2 separate regions of the Homo sapiens genome follow, and region 2 is linked to region 1. Evidence: chromatin contacts called from ENCODE Hi-C or POLR2A ChIA-PET data. All regions are on one chromosome and are shown on one strand. The core of a region is the stretch at or near the end of the contact, and the rest is flanking DNA. Distances in the headings are between cores, read along the strand shown. Region 1 overlaps EXD3 (exonuclease 3'-5' domain containing 3). Region 2 overlaps PNPLA7 (patatin like domain 7, lysophospholipase).

What was found. Hi-C counts contacts between places; a loop is a spot of excess contacts on that map. ChIA-PET counts read pairs that join two places held with the same protein, here RNA polymerase II (POLR2A). Pooled maps may share reads with other maps.
Region 2: a loop to region 1 is called in a pooled map, with 2.2 times the contacts of the local background. The contact joins two enhancer-like sites. A Hi-C loop is called at or near these places in 1 of 37 single-sample maps with no recorded cell type and 1 of 50 pooled maps. POLR2A ChIA-PET finds 5 or more read pairs at or near these places in 4 of 52 experiments (B cell, activated B cell, activated CD4-positive, alpha-beta T cell and 1 more).

The regions. Positions count from the first base shown.
Region 1 is chr9:137,324,644-137,332,061 of GRCh38, reverse strand. All of the region lies in intron 17 of EXD3 (exonuclease 3'-5' domain containing 3), which reads left to right. Among named protein-coding and RNA genes, the nearest start is that of NRARP, 26 kb to the right of the region's middle. Within about 2 kb of position 5,186, at least 3 of the 41 ENCODE cell types and tissues checked have a DNase peak (open chromatin) inside an H3K27ac peak, as active enhancers do; they include B cell, where a contact is called at or near this core.
Region 2 is chr9:137,530,713-137,538,325 of GRCh38, reverse strand. The region is part of intron 8 of PNPLA7 (patatin like domain 7, lysophospholipase); the gene reads left to right. Among named protein-coding and RNA genes, the nearest start is that of PNPLA7, 16 kb to the left of the region's middle. RefSeq lists an enhancer at 3,384-3,443. Within about 2 kb of position 3,230, at least 7 of the 41 ENCODE cell types and tissues checked have a DNase peak (open chromatin) inside an H3K27ac peak, as active enhancers do; they include B cell, where a contact is called at or near this core.

The DNA.
Region 1 (7,418 bases), core at 3,937-6,436:
TAGTTCTCCTTGTAGAGTCTTTCACCTCCTTGGTTAAGTACATTCCTAGGTTTGTTCTGTGTGTGTGTGTGTGTTGTCGTTGCGCAGATATTGTAAAAAGGATTGAGTTCTTTTTTCACTTTTTTATTTATTTATTTTTATTTTTTGAGACGGAGTCTCACCCTGTTGCCCAGGCGGGAGTGCAGTGGCGCCCTCTCGGCTCACTGCAACATCCACCTCCCGGGTTCAAGCAATTCTCCTGCCTCAGCCTCCTGAGTAGCTGGGACTACAGGCGTGCACCACCACACCTCGCTAATTTTTGTATTTTTAGTAGAGACGGGGTTTCACCATGTTATCCAGGCTGGTCTCAAACTCCTGATCTCAAGTGAGCCACCCACCTGGGCCTCCCAAAGTGCTGGGATTACAGGCGTGAGCCACCGCGCCTGGCCTGAGTTCTTGGTTTCCTTCTCAGCTTGGTCGTTGTGCTACTGATTTGTGCACATTTATTTTGTAACCTGAGACTTCACCGAATCCATTTGTCAAATCGAGGAGTCTTTTGGAGGAGCCTTTAGGGTTTTCGAGGTATACAGTCATAACATTGGCAGAGATAGTTTGACCTCCTGTTTTCCCATTTGGATGCCCTCTCTTTCTTGTCTTTCCTGATAGTTCTGGTCAGGACTTTGAATACTATGTTGGGTGGGAGGGTGAGTGTGGGAGGGTGAGAGGGCATCCTTGTCTTGTTGCAGTTCTCAGGGGGACTGTTTCCACTTTTCCCCATTTAGTATGATGTTGGCTGCGGGTTTGTCATATATGGCTATTATCATTTTGAGGTATGTTCCTTCCAAGCCTAGTTGGTTGAGGATTTTTATCGTAAAACAATGCTAGATTTTGTCAAGTGCTTTGTATGCATCTACTGAGATGATCGTGTAGTTTTTGTTTTTAATTCTGTTTAGGTGATGAATCAAACTTACTGACTGGCACATGTTGAACCCCCCTGAATCCCTGGGATGAAACTCACTCGGTCATGGTGAATTATTGCTTTAATGTGCTGTTGGATTCCGTTTGCAGGGTCAACTTGTCTTTCATACCTTCCCTGCTGTCATCTTCCAGAATGTTAACACGATGCTGTCTTCCTTAATTCTGCAAATTAGACATTATCATGTTTGTTTTATGGTCTTGACGTCTTTTAGTGTTGATGATGTGTGGACCACTTGTTGCATGGCAGACCTTCCTCTGGGAAATGACAAACTCCTTCGTGTTAATGAATTTTCCTTGTTCTTTAATTGGGGCCATTTTTCCTTTCTAATAAGCTCTGTTTCCTCTTTCTTGAAAGAGAGTGTTGCCGGGTTTATTCTTGTAGCTCTACAGAACTTTGAAAACCCTCCACTACCTTTTGGCTCCATTGTTGCCCTCGAGAAGTCCATCAGTCCTGTGTAGCTCCTGTGTAGTCCTGTGTAGTTCCTGTGTAGTCCTGTGTAGTCCTGTGTAGTCCTGTGTAGTCCTGTGTAGCTCCTGTGGAGCCCTGTGTAGCTCCTGTGTAGCTCCTGTATAGCTCCTGTGTGGTCCTGCGTAGTCCTGTGTAGCTCCTGTGTAGCTCCTGTGTAGCTCCTTTGTAGTCCTGTGTAGCTCCTGTGTAGTCCTGTGTAGTCCTGTGTAGCTCCTGTGTAGTCCTGTGGAGCCCTGTGTAGCTCCTGTGTAGTCCTGTGTAGCTCCTGTGTAGCTCCTGTGTAGTCCTGTGTAGTCCTGTGTAGTCCCGTGTAGCTCCGGTGTAGTTCCTGTGTAGCTCCTGTGTAGTTCCTGTGTAGTTCCTGTGTAGCTCCTGTGGAGCCCTGTGTAGCTCCTGTGTAGTCCTGTGTAGTTCCTGTGTAGCTCCTGTGTAGTCCTGTGTAGTCCTGTGTAGTCCCGTGTAGCTCCGGTGTAGTCCTGTGTAGCTCCGGTGTAGTTCCTGTGTAGCTCCTGTGTAGCTCCTGTGTAGCTCCTGTGGAGCCCTGTGTAGCTCCTGTGTAGTTCCTGTGTAGCTCCTGTGTAGTCCCGTGTAGCTCCGGTGTAGTCCTGTGTAGTCCTGTGTAGTCCTGTGTAGCTCCTGTGTAGTCCTGTGTAGTCCCGTGTAGCTCCTGTATAGCTCCTGTGTGGTCCTGCATAGTCCTGTGTAGTCCTGTGTAGTCCTGTGTAGTCCCGTGTAGCTCCTGTATAGCTCCTGTGTGGTCCTGCATAGTCCTGTGTAGTCCTGTGTAGTCCTGTGTAGCTCCTGTGTAGTCCCGTGTAGTCCCGTGTGACCCCGTGTAGTCCCGTGTAGTCCCGTGTAGTCCCGTGTGACCCCGTGTAGTCCCGTGTAGTCCCGTGTGACCCCGTGTAGTCCCGTGTAGTCCCGTGTAGTCCCGTGTAGTCCCGTGTGACCCCGTGTAGTCCCGTGTAGTCCCGTGTAGCCCCGTGTAGTCCCGTGTAGTCCCGTGTAGTCCCGTGTAGTCCCGTGTGACCCCGTGTAGTCCCGTGTAGTCCCGTGTAGCCCCGTGTAGTCCCGTGTAGTCCCGTGTAGTCCCGTGTGACCCCGTGTAGTCCCGTGTAGTCCCGTGTAGTCCCGTGTGACCCCGTGTAGTCCCGTGTAGCTCCCGTGTAGCTCCCGTGTAGCCCCGTGTAGCTCCCGTGTAGCTCCCGTGTAGCCCCGTGTAGCCCCGTGTAGCCCCGTGTAGTCCCGTGTAGCTCCCGTGTAGCTCCCGTGTAGTCCCGTGTAGCCCCGTGTAGCCCCGTGTAGCTCCCGTGTAGTCCCGTGTAGCCCCGTGTAGCCCCCTGTAGCCCCGTGTAGCTCCCGTGTAGCCCCGTGTAGCCCCGTGTAGCTCCCGTGTAGCCCCGTGTAGCCCCGTGTCGTCCCGTGTAGCCCCGTGTAGCCCCGTGTAGTCCCGTGTAGCTCCCGTGTAGCCCCGTGTAGCCCCGTGTAGCTCCCGTGTAGCTCCCGTGTAGCCCCGTGTAGCCCCGTGTAGCCCCGTGTAGTCCCGTGTAGCCCCGTGTAGTCCCGTGTAGCTCCCGTGTAGCCCCGTGTAGCCCCGTGTAGCCCCGTGTAGCTCCCGTGTAGCCCCGTGTAGCCCCGTGTAGCCCCGTGTAGTCCCGTGTAGCTCCCGTGTAGCCCCGTGTAGCCCCGTGTAGCCCCGTGTAGTCCCGTGTAGTCCCGTGTGACCCTGTGTAGTCCCGTGTAGCCCCGTGTAGTCCCGTGTAGTCCCGTGTAGCCCCGTGTAGCCCCGTGTAGTCCCGTGTAGTCCCGTGTGACCCTGTGTAGTCCCGTGTAGCCCCGTGTAGTCCCGTGTAGTCCCGTGTAGCCCCGTGTAGTCCCGTGTAGTCCCGTGTAGCCCCGTGTAGTCCCGTGTAGTCCCGTGTAGTCCCGTGTGACCCTGTGTAGTCCCGTGTAGCCCCGTGTAGTCCCGTGTAGTCCCGTGTAGTCCCGTGTAGCCCCGTGTAGTCCCGTGTAGTCCCGTGTAGCCCCGTGTAGTCCCGTGTAGTCCCGTGTAGCTCCTGTGTAACTAGTCTGTTTCTTCCCTTTGACCCGTTTCCTTTGGTTTTTTCCCGTATATTTACTTTATTTACCAGTTGTGTTTGTTTTTACTTTTGTTTTTACTCATCATATAGGTGTATATTAGTTGTTTTTACTCATCATATGAGTGTATATTAGTTGTTTTTACTCATCATATGAGTGTATATTAGTTGTTTTTACTCATCATATGGGTGTTTATTCGTTGTTTTTACTCATCATATGAGTGTATATTAGTTGTTTTTACTCATCATATGGGTGTTTATTCGTTGTTTTTACTCATCATGTGGGTGTTTATTTGTTGTTTTTACTCATCATGTGGGTGTATATTTGTTGTTTTTACTCATCATATGGGAGTATATTAATTGTTTTACTCATCATATTGGTGTATATTAGTTGTTTTTACTCATCATGTCGGTGTTTATTCGTTGTTTTTACTCATCATATGGGTGTATATTAGTTGTTTTTACTCATCATATGGGAGTATGTTAGTTGTTTTTACTCATCATGTGGGTGTTTATTCGTTGTTTTTACTCATCATATGGGAGTATATTAGTTGTTTTACTCATCATATGGGTGTATATTAGTTGTTTTTACTCATCATATAGGAGTATATTAGTTGTTTTACTCAGCATATGGGAGTATATTAGTTGTTTTTACTCATCATGTGGGTGTTTATTCATTGTTTTTATTCATCATGTGGGAGTATATTCGTTGTTTTTACTCATCATATGGGTGTATATTAGTTGTTTTTACTCATCATGTGGGTGTATATTTGTTGTTTTTACTCATCCTATGGGAGTATATTAGTTGTTTTTACTCATCATGTGGGTGTATATTTGTTGTTTTTACTCATCATATGAGTGTATATCAGTTTTTTACTCATCATATAGGTATATATTGGTTGTTTTTACTCATCATATGGGTGTATATTTGTTATTACCACGAAGTAACTACTTTCTGTTTCCCTTTTTTTCTTTCTTTTTGTGGTAAAACATACATAACACGAAATTGACCATTTTAACCATTTTTAAGTGTACAATTCAGTGGCATTAGCACATTCACTGTATCACATATCCATCACCACCACCCCTTTCCAGAACTGGGTATCATCCCAAAGACTCCATACTGGCCGGGCGCGGTGGCTCACACCTGTAATCCCAGCACTTTGGGAGGCCGACGCGGGCGGATCACAAGGTCAGGAGGTCGAGACCATCCTGGCTAACATAGTGAAACCCTGTCTCTATTAGAAATACAAAATATCAGCGGGCCGTGGTGGAGGGCGCCTATAGTCCCAGCTACTCAGGAGGCTGAGGCAGGAGAATGGCGTGAACCCGGGAGGCAGAACTTGCAGTGAGCCAAGATCGTGCCACTGCACTCCAGCCTGGGCGACAGAGCAAGACTCTGTCTCAAAAAAAAAAAAAAAAGACTCCGTACCAATAGTTATCTCCCCTCCCCTCCTTCTAGCCCTGGTGGCCACTGTTCCACTTTCTGCCTCTATGAATTGACCTGTCCTAGGTACCTCGTAGACGTGGAATCATATAGTATCTGCCCATTTGTATCTGGCATCTTTCACTCGGCGTGTCGTAAGGGTTTATTCACGACGTAGCCTGTGTCGGAACGTCCTTCCTTTTTTTTTTTGAATGTGGCTGCTACGAACACTGATGTATGAGGATGTGCTTGAGTTCCTGCTTTCAGTTCTTTTGCATATACAGCTAAAGGTGAAACTGCTGAATCCTCTACTGACTCTGTGTTTAACTTCTTGAGGAACCTTCACACTGTTTTCCACGGCGGCCACACCATTTACCTTCCCGCCAGTGACGCATGAGAGTTCAGTTTATCCACATCCCACCAACATTTATTTCCCTTTTTTTTTATAAAGGCCACCCTAATGGATGTGATGTCTCACTGTGGTTTTTATTTGCATGTCGCTCATGACGAATAATGTAGAGCATCTTTTCATGTGCTTATTGGCCACGCGTATATCTTTGAAGAAGTGTCTATTTAAGTCCTTTGCCAACTGTTTTTTTTCTTTTTGAGATAAGGTCTCACTTTGTTACCCAGGCTGGAGTGCAGTGACACGATCACAGCTCACAGCAGCCTCAGCCTCCCAGGCTCAGGCCATCCTCCCGCCTCAGCCTCCCAAAGTATTGGGATTACAGGCGTAAGGCACCGTGCCCTGCCCTTCAATTTTTAAACTGGATTATTTGCTTTTCTGTTGTTGAATTATAGGGTTCCTCCTATACTCTGGATATCAACCCCTCGTCAGATACGTGATTTGCAAATACCGACGTCTCCACCCTGAGGTGTTTTATTCCTCCAGAGTGTCCTACGTGTACATTTCACTGTAATGAGGGTCCAGTCGCTCCAGTGTTTCTTTTGCTGCCTTTGCTGCGGTGTCATATCGAAGAAATCCTGGCCAAATACAGCGCCAGGAAGTGTTCCCCTGTGTCTTCTTCTAAGAGTCTTTTTTTTTTTTTTTTTGAGACAGGTTCTCACTTTGTAGCCCAGGCTGGAGTCTGATGGCGCAAACACGGCCCACTGCAGCCTTGACCTCCCGGCTCAGGTGATCATCCCACGTCGACTTCCTAAGTAGCTGGGACTACAGGCACGCCTGGCTAGTTTTTTTATTTATTGCAGAGATGGGGTTTTGCTCTGTTGCCCAGGCTGGTCTAGGACTCCTGGACTCAAGCAATCTACCCATCGCAGCCTCCCAAAGTGCTGGGATTACAGGCACGAGCCGCCTTGCCCAGCCTCTTCTAAGAGTTTTATAGTATTAGCTCTGATGTTTTTGAGTTGGTCTTGCACTCTTAAAGATAACTAACGATTTGGCCGGGTGCGGTGGCTCACACCTGTAATCCCAGCACTTTAGCAAGCCAAGGCAGACAGATCACCTGAGGTCAGGAGTTTGAGACCAGCCTGGCCACCATGGAGAAACCCCGTCTCTACTAAAAATACAAAAATTAGCTGGGTGTGCTGGTGCATGCCTGTAGTCCCAGCTACTTGGGAGGCTGAGGCATGAGAATCGCTTGAACTCGGGAGGCAGAGCTTGCAGTGAGCCGAGATTGTGCCACTGCACTCCAGCCTGGGCGACACAGTGAGACTCCATCTCAAAAAAAAAAAAGTTAACTGATGATTTTAAGGAACCATTCTGAATGCATGGAAAGGTGTCCCGTGTCCTCCTCCGCACCTGTTCCCTGGCTGGCATGTTGCCCCCCTGTGGTGTGGGAGCCCTGCTGGCTCCTGAGTCCTTGGATGTGACACTTGGCTCTTCACTGTTGCTTTCTGCAGCATCTAGACGCTCCGGCCTCGTTGTCTGCATTTCTACCTTAGATCTGGAATCAGTCATTTCTCCAAAAAGCTCGGGCTCCTTTTAGTGTAAAATGTATGTAGAAACCAGTTTTGGGTACAGGGCACTCCCGGCGATGGGATTGGGTCTTGTCTCTAGGCCTTTGCAGTGGACTGTGTGGAAATACACTTTTAAAAATATATATAACATACATCAGAAATTCATACTGAAGCTTTCTATTCAGATCTGGAGTTTTCTTGTAAGCTTAATATGCTTAATTTTGGCCAGGCGCGGTGACTCACACCTGTAATCCCAGCACTTTGGGAGGCCGAGGCGGGCAGATCACGAGGTCAGGAGATCGAGACCATCCTGGCTAACACGGTGAAACCCCGTCTCTACTAAAAATACAAAAAATTAGCCAGGCACGGTGGCTGGCGCCTGTAGTCCTAGCTACTTGGGAGGCTGAGGCAGGAGAATGGCATGAACCCAGGAGGCGGAGCTTGCAGTGAGCCAAGACAGCGCCACTGCACTCCGGCCTGGGCGAAAGAGCGAGACTCCGTCTAAAAAACAAAAAAAATCCTTAATTTTAATTTTGTATCTCCTTTGTCAGCTGAAAACTCTCATACTCAC
Region 2 (7,613 bases), core at 1,981-4,480, 210 kb before region 1:
TGTTTGGGGCCTGGGGTGGAGGCGTGGGTGGGACCTCGGCATCTCGTTGTGCTCCCTGGGACTTGTGTATCTTCACGTGACGCGTGGCCTGTGCTGGGGAGGCTGCCGGCCTGGGGAGGGAGAAGACACCCACCTCCTTTGAGCAAGGCTGACCTGCCGTTAGAAGGCCGGTGCTCATCTTCGAGGGAGCCCCCAGCGTGGCTTGGGGCAGAGTGGGGTCCCAGCCACCAGATCCACCTCTGTGCACCTCTTTGGAGCCTCTGGTTAGTGTGTCTCTGGAGCTGAGGTGGGCTTCTCAGGGACTCCTGGATGTGTAAGGGGCACCTGTGGGCCTGAGAAAAACTGGGAAAGGACCACAGGAGCTTTGGTCTACGTGGACGTAAACCCGTTCAGCACGGGGCATCTGTATGCGACCTACCTTGGATGATTCGTTTCTCTTTAAGCAAAAAATAGCTTCACTGGGGTAGAGGCTTTCTCCATTATTTCTTTGTTCTTTCTGATCTTGATCTTGTTGTGATATTCAGGTTGGGCCTCACTTATCACAGTGCAGCCATGCCTGTTCCAGGAGAGGGGAGCTGTGCGCTGAGACGGGCCGGGTTCCTCTCAGCTGCTGCGATCCGTCTCATCCGCGTTGGTGTCACAGCCCCTCTCCCTTAGGGGTGGGAATGGATCTTCCCTGAGTGTAGTGGGAGTAAAAAATGGGAGGTGATTGGCTGAGCACGGTGGCTCACGCCTGTAATCCCAGCACTTTGGGAGGCCGAGGTGGGCGGATCACGAGGTCAGGAGATCGAGACCATCCTGGCCAACATGGTGAAACCCATCCCTACTAAAAATACAAAAATTAGCTGGGTGTGGTGGCGGGTGCCTGTTATCCCAGCTACTCGGGAGGCTGAGGCAGGAGAATCCCTTGAACCAGGGATTTGGAGGTTGCAGTGAGCTGAGATTGTGCCACTGCACTCCAGCCTGGTGACAGAGTGACACTCCAACTCTGTCTCAAAAAAAAAAATGGGGGTGATATCTGAGAGAGGTAATTCTGTATTGTGATCAGTTGATCATCTGCCGTGACATCGTTTTTCCTCATCAAACTTTTGTGTTTGTCATTTTAACAAAACTTAAATTCTTGCAAAATAACATGGACAGATTCTAAAAACATACTTAAAGTTTTATCAACAGTGGCCGTCTGTCCCCTCACACTGAAAACGCTTCGGTTCCTTCTGAGCAGCTTTTCTTGCTGTTTCCTAACCCATCCATTCTAGACACACTGACTTCCTGTTGTGGGAGATAAAGTGTGGCTCGGTGGATGGCCCCCATGCTTCCTGTTGTGGGAGATGAAGTGTGGCTCGGTGGATGGCCCCCATGCTTCCTGTCGTGGGAGATGAAGTGTGGCTCGGAGGATGGCCCCCATGCTTCCTGTCGTGGGAGATGAAGTATGGCTCAGAGGATGGCCCCCATGCTTCCTGTCGTGGGAGATGAAGTGTGGCTCGGAGGATGGCCCCCATGCTTCCTGTCGTGGGAGATGAAGTGTGGCTCGGTGGATGGCCCCCATGCTTCCTGTCATGGGAGATGAAGTGTGGCTCCGTAGATTGCCCCCATGCCTCATGCTACGTTCCCATCTGCACCGCTCATGGGCGGTTCTTTCGACTTCATGGATACTATTCACAGCTGAGCTATGTAGTGTACTATAGTTAAATTTCCTTTCTTGCAACTTTCTCTTTTTCTTGGAATTAACAGTTGTGTTATTTTTGGCTACTTGGTGATTTTTCTGTGCACCTGTTACAGATTCACGACCTGAACCAGCGGCTTATTTTTGGCCTCTTGGTGATTTTTATATGCACCCATTACAGATTCACGCCTGAACCAGCGGCTCCGTGAATGCTTTTTTGCTCTGGGAAGCGCCCCTGCTAGGAGCCCCCATCCTCTTGCCCAGTCGGACCCTCCCCAGGCCTGCTGTCCAGACGCCATCCCAGGACCACCCACCCTTCCTTCCCCTACACAGGGCTCTTGCTGCTGCTTTCTCGGCCGGCGTGTTTTGGTGGAGCAAATCCTCCATTCACTTCCTGAGACAGGATGCCAGGGAGGTGTATGTTTGGAAACCTTAGAAATCTAGAATTGTCTTTATTCTACACCACCTTTGTCTTTTTGTTGTACTTTTTCTTTTCTTTTTTTTTTTTTTGTGATGGAGTCTTGGTCTGTCGCCCAGGCTGGAGTGCAGTGGCGCGATCTCAGCTCACTGCAAGCTCCGCCTCCTGGGTTCACGCCATTCTCCTGCCTCAGCCTCCTGAGTAGCTGGGACTACAGGCGCCCACTGCCACGCCCGGCTAATTTTTTGTATTTTTTAGTAGAGACGGGGTTTCACCATGTTAGCCAGGATGGTCTCGATCTCCTGACCTCGTGATCTGCCCGCCTCGGCCTCCCAAAGTGGTGGGATTACAGGCATGAGCCACCATGCCCAGCCTTTTTGTTATACTTTCTAGATTTTTTCAACTTTATTTTCCAAATCTTCCATTGAATTTTTAATTTCTGTCATATTTTTCATTTCAAGAGGTTTTTTCTGTTAATTTTTTTTTTTTTTTGAGACGGGGTCTTGCCCTGTCACCCAGGCTGGAGTGCAATGGCGTGATCTCAGCTCACTGCAACTCCTGCCTCCCGTGTTCAAACGATTCTCCTGCCTCAGCCTCCCGAGTAGCTGGGATTACAGGTGCCCACCACCATGCCCAGCTAATTTTTGTATTTTTAGTAGGGACGGGGTTTCACCATGTTGGTCAGGCTGGTCTCAAACTCCTGACCTTGTGATCCGCCTGCCTCGGCCTCCCAAAGTGCTGGGATTACAGGTGTGAGCCACTGCGCCTGGCCCTGAATGTTCTTTTTAAAAAAGTATCTTTGTTCTTATGTTTTAATTTTTAAAAATTATCTTGTTCTTACTTCATGGATAAAGTAAGATGGGTTTTCTTTTGCTCCCTGAGTTGTTTCTGACCTGAGTTTTTCTTCTCTGTTTATTTTGGCTTCTGTCTTTCTGATCAGGGGCTTTTCTGCCTCCAGCAGTCACTTTATGTGTGAATGAAGTTCTTATTGAACACAAGTGTGCAAACCAGCATAGCTGCATCTCACAGAAATAATGTGGAGCCCAAGAGGCCAGCAACAAAAAGCACACACTGTGTAATTTCACTCACCTGAGGCTCAGCTACCAGCTGTACTGACACTTGAGGACAGAGGCTGGCCAGCCAGCTTTCTCTGTAAAAGGCCAGAGTGTAAATATTTCAGCTTTATGGGCCACGTGGTCTCTCTTGCAGCTACTCAATGTGGCCATCTAGTGTTCCAAAAAAAACTTCCTTTACAAAAAACGTGCGGTTGGAGGGACTTGGTGTTGGTGTTTGGCCCTGCTGGGGTTAAGGTCTCATTAGTGGTTGCCTGTTAGAACGCGCGGTTCGAGGGACTTGGTCCTGGTGTTTGGCCCTGCTGGGGTTAAGGTCTCATTAGTGGTTGCCTGTTAGGGGTTTAGGTTGGGTATCGACCCGGGGAGGCGTAAGGTAATCTAGATTACTGGAAATGTTCTACATATTGATTTCGGTGGGAGTTACATGGGTTAACTACAAAACGAAAACAGCGTGATCCACCTGAAAGCTGCATATAGGCTGCGTGTGCATGGGGTCAGGGCTCGTTAACAGGGGACACTCCCTGCAGGAGGACTGAGCAGGACGCTGGCTCTTTCCTTCATGGTTTGGGAGTCTACAGGTCAGGGTCTGTAGGTCTTTTTTTTAGGGCAGCTTCTCAGAAAGGAATCTGCGTATGTTCTGCTGTGGTGGCACTGGGTTGGAGGAGGGGGAGGAGTCTGGGAGTGCTCCCATCTGGAGTGGACACTGTTGGGGAGGAGTCTGGGAGTGCTCCTGTCTGAGTCTGGGAGTGCTCCCATCTGGAGTGGACACTGTTGGGGAGGAGCCTGGAAGTGCACCCATCTGGAGTGGACACTCACTGAGGAGCCTGGGAGTGCTCCCGCCTGGAGTAGACACTGTTGGGGAGGAGCCTGGGAGTGCCCCCGTCTGGAGTGGACACTCACTGAGGAGCCTGGGAGTGCTCCCGCCTGGAGTGGACAGTGTTGGGGAGTAGTCTGGGGGTGCTCCCATCTGGAGTGGACAGTTGGGGAGGAGTCTGGGGGTGCTCCCGTCTGGAGTGGACACTGTTGTGGAGGATTCTGGGAGTCCTCCCGCCTGGAGTGGACACTGTTGTGGAGGATTCTGGGAGTCCTCCCGCCTGGAGTGGACACTGTTGGGGAGGAGTCTGGGGGTGCTCCCATCTGGAGTAGACACTGTTGTGGAGGATTCTGGGAGTCCTCCCACCTGGAGTATACACTGTTGTGGAGGATTCTGGGAGTCCTCCCGCCTGGAGTGGACACTGTTGGGGAGGATTCTGGGAGTGCTCCTGTCTGGAGGGGACACTCACTGAGGAGTCTGGGAGTGCTCCTGTCTGGAGTGGACGCTGTTGGGGAGGAGTCTGGGGGTGCTCCTGTCTGGAGTGGACACTGTTGGGGAGGAGTCTGGGAGTGCCCCCGTCTAGAGTGTACACTGTTGTGGAGGATTCTGGGAGCCCTCCTGCCTGGAGTGGACACTGTTGGGGAGGAGTCTGGGAGTGCTCCCATCTGGAGTGGACACTCAGGAGTCTGGGAGTGCTCCCATCTGGAGTGGACACTTGGGGAGGAGTCTGGGGATGCTCCTGTCTGGAGTGGACACTGTTGTGGAGGATTCTGGGAGTCCTCCCGCCTGGAGTGGACATTGTTGGGGAGGATTCTGGGGGTGCTCCCGTCTGGAGTGGACACTTGTGGAGGATTCTGGGAGTCCTCCCGCCTGGAGTGTACACTGTTGTGGAGAATTCTGGGAGTCCTCCCGCCTGGAGTGGACACTGTTGGGGAGGAGTCTGGGGGTGCTCCCGTCTGGAGTGGACATTCACTGAGGAGTCTGGGAGTGCTCCCATCTGGAGTGGACACTTGGGGAGGAGTCTGGGGGTGCTCCTGTCTGGAGTGGACACTGTTGTTGAGGATTCTGGGAGTCCTCCCGCCTGGAGTGGACACTGTTGGGGAGGAGTCTGGGAGTCCTCCCGCCTGGAGTGGACACTGTTGGGGAGGACTCTGGGAGTGCCCCCGTCTAGAGTGTACACTGTTGTGGAGAATTCTGGGAGTCCTCCCGCCTGGAGTGGACACTGTTGGGGAGGAGTCTAGGGGTGCTCCCGTCTGGAGTGGACACTCACTGAGGAGTCTGAGAGTGCTCCCATCTGGAGTGGACACTCACTGAGGAGTCTGAGAGTGCTCCCATCTGGAGTGGACACTTGGGGAGGAGTCTGGGGGTGCTCCCGTCTGGAGTGGACACTGTTGTTGAGGATTCTGGGAGTGTTCCCGTCTGGAGTGGACACTCACTGAGGAGTCTGGGAGTGCTCCCGTCTGGAGTGGACACTGTTCTTGGATTCGTAGCCACACCTGATGTCCTTGGGCTCTTACCTGCTTGCTTCACCTTCTCCAGAGAGTTCCTGGTAGTCCTCTGGCCACGGGGAAAAGCCATTTCCAGCCTGTTGGGGTCAGGAAAGTGACTTGGGGTTAGCCTGCCCCTCTTCCCGTCTCACCTGCATGTTAGCCTCGTTCTGGCTCTGCAGTGAGGACCAGTCCTCTCTGTCCAGGTTCTGCACCTCTAAAACCAAGTGTCAGCTTTCCTTAGAGGGCTCCACCAGCCATGACCCTGTCACTTGCTTTCATCAGCCGCTAAAATTTCAGTGACATTTTTTATCTACTCTTAGCTTTTGTCTTTATCCTTGGAGGTTTGTATCTTTTTAAGAGAGCAGAGATAAGCATGTATATTCCACAAGGGGACAAAGATAAGCATTTACCTTCAACTTACCTTTCTTTTTTGGAGACAGTCTCACTCTGTCACCCAGGCTGGAGTGCAGTGGCGTGATCTTGGCTCACTGCAACCTCCATTTCCTGGGTTCAAGTGAGTCTTGTGCTTCAGCCTCCCGAGTAGCTGGGACTACAGGTATACACCAGCATGCCCGTGTAATATTTGTATTTTTAGTAGAAACAAGGTTTCACCATGTTGGCCAGGCTGGTCTTCAACTCCTGACCTCAAGCGATCTGCCCTCCTGGGCCTCCCAAAGTGCTGGGATTATAGGTGTGAACCACCGTGCCTGGCCCAACCCACCATTTTTAATGGGAGATAGTCTTTATTATTTTAATTTTTATAAAGTTGTTACAAAATACCGCAGATACGCAAAAAAGCGTGATGTTGCTGGGAATGGCGGTTGGCACCTATAGTCCTGGCTGTTCGGGAGAGGAAAGGAGATTGCTGAGCCTCGTAGTTCTAGGCCAGCCCAGACAACATAGCAGGACCCTGTCTCTAAAACAAGTAGGCATGACACAGCAAACAGGCATCTTAACTCGAACCCAGGTTATATAGTTTTAACCCTGGTTAGCTAGAACACAGGTTAGATGCACACTGCCGGCTCTGTTCACATTACCCACGTGTGCTCTCATTTCACCTTCTCTTTTCTTCAGAGATAGCTACTTTTCTGAATTTTCTTTGGTACTTATACAATATGTAGTATAATTTTGCTTGACTCTAAATCTCATAAATGGCATCACACCAGGATTCCTCACCTTTCCTAATTTGAGCAACATTATGAACGTGAGATTCATTGGCGTGAGTGGGTGTCGTTCTAGTTCAGTCGTTGACACCACCGTTGATTTCTCCGTGGCTGAGTGACAGCTGGGTTGGGTGTGATTGCTGGCTGCTACATACAGCACTGCCGAGATCTGAAGATGTGCAAGTGTGGGGAGCCCTCGGGGACCCCTGCCTGCCAGAGGAGCTGCGTGTCCACCTGGGCTTCCCAGCATCCAGCCTCTCCCTGTGGTTTTCACAGCTTCCTGATCTGGGGTGAGGTTATGAAGGCATGGTTTTTTGAAGTAAACAAGTGGATTTGAAATAAAACACACAAAAGCCATTTTTAGCAACAGCTGCTAAGTTGTTATTCTTTTTCCCCACCCGCCCCCAAACACACGCACGTGCTTTTCTCCCTGATTCCAGAGTGGAGATGAGACTTGCCCAGCTGATGCGGTTGGTGGGGGTGTCTCTCCCTTGAGTCTGGAGCAGGCCGTGATTTCAGTCGCTGGACCCCGGCTGTTGGGGCTGGCAGATGACTCCTCTCAACCGTTCTGTGCTTGTGTTTCTTGTGGTGTGGTGTAGCTCTCTTAGGGAGGAACTTGCTCTACATAAAGGTTTTGAAAGGAACGGAACAAAATTCCAAGTGGAAGAAAAATTGCTGAGTCTCAGAGATCGATTAGCATGTGCCAAGAGCTGAGTATCTGGTGTGCTCGATGTGCGGGGCCCGCAGCAGGCCTGAGTGTCGGCCAGTTGTGCTTTGGAGCCCAGCACCAGGAGATTGGGCACCCTCTAAGTTCCTTGTTTGGGTTCTCGTTTATGTGGCCTCGTGCAGGAAGGTACATTGGAATTCTCCTGAACAGCAGCAGCCGTGAGCCTGGTCTACACAGGTGAGCAGCTGCTGTTTGATTTAGTATCTGTGGTGATGTGTTAGGCATCTTCATTCAGGCTCTCAAAGAAGAAGGAAATTAAGATTTT